Linked DNA regions of Homo sapiens: region 1 is linked to region 2. A link is a contact called in ENCODE Hi-C data. All regions are on one chromosome and are shown on one strand. Each heading gives the region's core, a stretch centred on a gene start or an enhancer-like site at or near the end of the contact. The rest is flanking DNA. Distances are from core to core; before and after follow the strand shown.

Evidence for each region. A loop is a pair of places that touch in the nucleus more often than their neighbours do. Pooled maps may share reads with other maps.
Region 1: a loop to region 2 is called in a map of B cell, with 18 times the contacts of the local background. The contact joins the promoter of DHX29 here to the promoter of MOCS2 in region 2. A Hi-C loop is called at or near these places in 2 of 168 maps with a recorded cell type or tissue (B cell and CD4-positive, alpha-beta memory T cell) and 7 of 50 pooled maps.

What each region holds. Positions count from the first base shown.
Region 1 is chr5:55,306,235-55,309,101 of GRCh38, reverse strand. DHX29 (DExH-box helicase 29) reads left to right here and starts at 1,408. Exons shown (of 27, transcript NM_019030.4): 1 at 1,408-1,715. The coding sequence starts at 1,529. It overlaps MTREX (Mtr4 exosome RNA helicase), which reads right to left and starts at 1,113. Exons shown (of 27, transcript NM_015360.5): 1 at 955-1,113. The coding sequence starts at 1,088. It overlaps LOC124900979 (a long non-coding RNA gene), which reads left to right. Exons shown (of 2, transcript XR_007058774.1): 2 at 665-953. RefSeq lists enhancers at 860-1,339, 1,480-1,739.
Region 2 is chr5:53,108,507-53,111,253 of GRCh38, reverse strand. It overlaps MOCS2 (molybdenum cofactor synthesis 2), which reads left to right and starts at 1,497. Exons shown (of 7, transcript NM_004531.5): 1 at 1,497-2,003; 2 at 2,611-2,732. It overlaps MOCS2-DT (MOCS2 divergent transcript), which reads right to left and starts at 1,412. Exons shown (of 2, transcript NR_104654.1): 1 at 1,106-1,412. RefSeq lists a silencer at 1,469-1,758.

The DNA.
Region 1 (2,867 bases), core at 159-2,658, 2.2 Mb before region 2:
TAAATAAGCCTTCCTGAAAGTCAGAAATAGGATCTCCCTTTCTTGAACTTTTATAACACTTAATTGTATATATCATTCATTTTAAGTTAACGACCTCCTCACCTATACTGTAACTCTTTAATGGGTACCTGTTCTCTTTCCCTACACCGAAAATTCCTTGAGAGCAAAATCATGTCTAATTTAATTTCAAGCATCTATTGGGTATCTGGCCCCACAATGCCAAGAGTATATTTTGTTGATTGTTAATTAATCATCTTACTTTATTTAATACAAGTAATAGCTTTTCCTTGTTCTACTATAAACAGATCTGTACACTTTCTGGTGGCTGTATGCACCAGTCTAAACATATGGGTAGGGTCCAGTAATTTTTAAATTTTTTCTCAATAAACTCACGATAGCTACCATTTATTAGTGATAGCTAGCTAACCACTGTTAGGCACTTTACACGTGTATCTCATTGAATCCTCATATCCACCAGTGGTAGGCACTATTATCTCCATTTTACGGAAGAGAAAACTACTACATCTTGGAGATTAAATGTCTCTCCCTTCTCATGTTATTATCTGCCCTTTCCCCTCCAAATCAATTCATATCATTTTTTCTAAACCTTTTCACCTTTTACTCAACTAATCATTCGTTTTGTTTATTAACGACTATGTGCCAGGTGTTGTGCTGATGCAGGAGACAACCGCGAAGATGGGGACAGAATCAGTAACATCGACGTAAGGGAATTGAAGCAGAAGATCACGCTGCCTGCAGACACCAGGAAACGCCAAGACCCCCCTTCCACGAACCAACATTCTTCCACCCTCTCCAACTTTTTTCTGGAACCCCTTCACTTCCAACGCCACTCAATGTACACTTCACTTTCTCGTGCTCTTCCTAAGAGAGTAGTGTTTTCTTCCTCCCCACCGAGAAAAAAAATAAAAGCAACAACTGGAACTTCTTCCTTACCCTGCCTTGTCTGCAGACCCTGGAGGCCCCTTCCATTTCCCCTTGTCCTTTTCCTTGTCTTTTTTGGTTCCCGCCGCAGTGGTCGAGTCGCCCTCGAACACGCTGAACAGCTCATCTCCGAATGCGTCCGCCATTTTTGGGAGCAGTGAGAGCAAATCTCCCTCCTACCCACGATGCCCCGCGACCGAAGACAGTGACGTCTCGTGAAGGCTCAACAGTGGCCCGCAGGAGACAAAAGTAGTCGAGTCGCGCAGCCGACAAAAATGTTCCCCTGACTTTTTTTTTTTTTCCTGCTTTTCTTTCCTTTCCTTTCCGACCTAAAGTGGATAAGCTGCTCAGTGGATAAAGAGCGAGGGCGGCGCGTGGCGCCTGGCGTGTGGCAGGCAGCTGGCGACTCAAGGAGGCGGAGCCTGCTGAATTCGACCAATTGCGAGGCAGCGGTCGCCCCGGCCCGAGAAGCCCGGATCGAAGCGCAGGGTGGCAGCCCCGGAGCCGGGGAATGTGAAGAGCTCTCGGCTGTGCAGTGGTACCGTCGGGGCCTGGGCCGCGAAGGATCTTCTGCCACAGCTGCAACATGGGCGGCAAGAACAAGAAACACAAGGCTCCAGCGGCCGCGGTGGTCCGGGCCGCCGTGTCTGCTTCCAGAGCCAAATCTGCCGAGGCTGGAATTGCCGGGGAGGCCCAAAGCAAGAAGCCAGTGTCCAGGCCGGCCACCGCTGCCGCTGCCGCTGCCGGCTCCAGGGAGCCCCGTGTCAAGCAAGGTACGAGAGGTCCCCCAGCCCCTGGCTGTCTGCCCTGAGACCTTGCTGCTTGTCCTGAGGAAAGGGCCTTAGAACCCGGGAGGAGCTTCGGGCCCAACATTTCTATTTCCCAACACTCGAGCTGCTACCTCCCCATGGGGTGGCCTTGTTTTAGATTAAAAAAGTCTAAGCTCTTTGGGCCTCCAAAATTCTGACAGTAGCCCTGTTGCAGCCTGGCATTTCTCTTTTAACTCACACTTCTCCCCCTTCTAAAAACAAAATAATTGCATTAGCTCCTGTTTCAGCAGGAATTCATCCTGAGCACCATCTCAGCTAGCTAGGCTAACGCAAAGACGAGTACTGAGTGGAGTTCCTGACCTCCTGGTGCCAGCCAGCCCCATTTTCTGTCAGTTTTTCATATCATTTTCAGCAACAATCTAGTGTCTCCATGCGTTCTGGAAAAATCAATACTTAATAAAAATTACAGGACTTACACACTGGTTACACACTGGTTACGTGTAATCTATTGTAAAATTGTCTGCCCTCGTTTCTGCCGCCATGCAGTTTTGCTTACTGTACAAATTGATTTGACAACTCAACTTATAGATGGCCGATTCCTGCTGCAGATGAGCAGGCCACATATTACGGTTGAGCTCAAAAGATGAACAATTACATTCTGTTGTGTTCTTCTCGGGTTGTTTGCTTGTACTTATTGGAGTATTCAAGAAATATTTGCTGAGCATTTATGTGTATATATGCAAATATTTAGTATGTGTCTGATAAGATGTGAGGAATGTGATGAGCAAAAAGAGACATCACCTCATGGAGCTTGCCAGTCTAATGTCAGAGATAGGTATTAACTAATAGGTAACGCACACAGACATATTTATAGCCTTATAATAGATAAGTGCCACAAAGAAAAGCCAGGGAAGACAGTTTAACAGGGTAATCTAATTTTTCTCGGGATGAGCAGGTATCATGGATGGTGTCTGGAAATGTAACAGTTAAGCTGAGATGAGGAGAATGAAAAAGGAGTTAACTCTGTGAAGCATGGCAGAAATTAGTATTCCAGGCGGGCGTAATGAACATCATGTGTAAAAAGTTTGAGTCAGGAAAGAGCTTGGGGCTCTTGAGGAATTCACAGAACATAAAGCATCGCCAAAGGATGAAATG
Region 2 (2,747 bases), core at 248-2,747:
ACTGCACATTGCCATCAGATGCCACTGAGGAGTCTAAGGCCACTATTGTCATTCCCTTGTTTTTATGCCTGGGTGTGAATATAGTCTTTATCCTTTATGTTTAGCAACTTTACCAGGATACACATTGGTATTCATTGCTCCTTGTCAATTTTTCCTACCAAGGACTCTCCAGCCTCACTTCTCATCACCTCCTTTGCTGGAGGCACACCTGCCTTGCCAACTACTTGCCCTTCTGTGAACTTATTATGCTTCTTCATATCCCTGTGGCTTGTCAGAGGCAAGTGAAATTTCTTCGTGCTCTACTCCCACTCTTGTCATTTACTGCCACCATTCTAGCAGATTTACCTTCTCAGCATCTTCTCACTCCCCAGGTGACACAACCACTTTCCCCTTCCACCCTTGAAATGTAACACAGATCCTTAGTATTACAGGGAATTATCATTCATATTTAAAACTCTCCTACCCAGGACTGTGAGCTCCAAGGAAAGGGACGTGTAACTTACATCCACTTAACGACGCAAGCAATTTAAAGCCAAGAGTTCTTGTTGGCAAGAATTGGGAAAGTTGGACGGACAGTATACAATTACCGAGCAGCCAATAAACAGGAAAAGTCATACAGTTCGAATGTTCTGACCAGGCGGATATTCTGTCTTTAAGAAACACTAATCATATACCTGGGAAAGAAAAAAATCTTGGGCCCCTTCAAACTGGGAATTACTCAGGGCAAATCTGCCTCCTATTCTATCCAAGTCACCTCTTTTGCTGACAAAGAATAGATGCATATTCTGATTGCCTCCTTTAGAAAGACTTATCAGAAACTCAAAAGAATGCTACTGTCTATTACCTACCTGGAAGCCCCCAGTTGGGGGGGGCGGGGCTTGCTTTTAACGGTCTCCGCCTTTCTGGAAGGAACTAATGTACTTTTTACATATTGATTGATGTCTCCTGTCTCCCCAAAATGTATAAAACCAAGCTGTGCCCTGACCACCTTGGGCACATGTCCTCAGGACTTCCTGAGGCTGTGTCACGGGCATGTCCTCAACGTTGGCAAAATAAACTTTCTAAGTTAACTGAGACCTGTCTCAAATTTTCGAGGTTCACATACCGTAGGTAAAAGTGTCAGAAGCCTAAAGGTGAGCCAGTGGAAAAGCCTGAAGACCCCTGCAAGGTTATTAGCTAAGCCTCCATAACGCAGGCGGCAAGTGTCCAGGAGTCTGGCGTCTGCTCGCCTGCACCACGACCTCCCTCCTGGGGAGAAGGACATGCATGGTAAGCCATTTCTCCATTTCCATACTGATTGCTTCCTCTCACCACCACGGCCCATCTGCGAAGCAAAACTAATCCTGGCGTGGAACAGGCCGCCTGAGGGAAACAGCTAGAGCCCGGCGCGGGGCGGAGCTGGTTGTGCGCATGCTCCGTGCAGGCGCAGGCGGGGGCTGAGCGCCGTCGGGTTACGCCTGCGCTCCGGGTGAGCCCGCGCCTGCGCCTTTGCGGCCGTGATTCGGTCCCGCTGTCCTAGGCGGGATGGTGCCGCTGTGCCAGGTAAGGGTGGCGGGTGTGCGTGCGGGCCTGGGTGCGGAGCCCTCCTCGACGTGTCTCTCCCGCCCTTTCCCTCCACATACCCAGCCTTGGTCAGTCGGACCTCCCCACTAGCCCCCAACCTGGCCGGCGTCTTGGGTTCGGGGGCGCCCCCGCCCCCGCCCCCGGGCCCTTCCTGTCTCCGGGCTTTACTGCGACTGCCCCAGCAGAAGTCGGGTCCTCTCCGAGAACTCTTGTCAGCTCACGGCAGCAAGGACGGACTCGTTCTGAAGGCGCCTCCACCTTTTATGACCACCTCTTTCCCAGATTATTCGTTTTGATGAAGCTAAAATTTTAATCTAAAAAGAAATGCACCTCATGGAGAATTCTTGTGAAGAACTGTGCTTCATCTGTGGATTTCTACACCCTTGATCATTTGCAAACCTGTAATTATTTCGTAAAGAGTTGTTTGCACGGAGTGACAGGTGCCTATTTTACTTCGTCGGATCCCTTACATACCAGGCTGCTGGCACAAGTTTGTTCTAGCAAATTCCAGTCTGTCGTGTGTTTCAAACCTACTTGCTTCTGTAAATGTCAGATTTACTATGTTGCATAACTTAATCCTTAGCGTCTGGGGACGATGTTATACAGACCGGAATCTAAGGTCATTTGACAACCGTGAGAAACAGGTTTTTCGCTTATTTATTCATTTATTTTATTTGTGTAACTCATCTCTTGACTCAAACATTTGTTCTTTGCTTACATATTTATAAAAGGTGCTATACTTTTATGTCAATTAAGGCAGGCTTAACATGTTTTCCTAGAAGATAAATACTTAGGATTTTAATGATGGCACACTTAAGTTTGTAAAACTAAAAGGCATCCAGAAATTAGTCTGAATTGTATTTAAAACAACAAGTTTTCAGAATTTGAACTTGTAGGTATACTGAAATTTTTTACGGGTTATTTAATTTTCTTTATAAAATTTGTCTTTGATTAAAGCAATACATTTGGAAAATGAGAAAACTGCTCAACATTGACAGTCAGAAAACGAGTATGAGTTGTTATTAAAAGCATTTTCTTTACTTTCAGGTTGAAGTATTGTATTTTGCAAAAAGTGCTGAAATAACAGGAGTTCGTTCAGAGACCATTTCTGTGCCTCAAGAAATAAAAGCGTTGCAGCTGTGGAAGGAGATAGAAACTCGACATCCTGGGTAGTTAAAAATTTG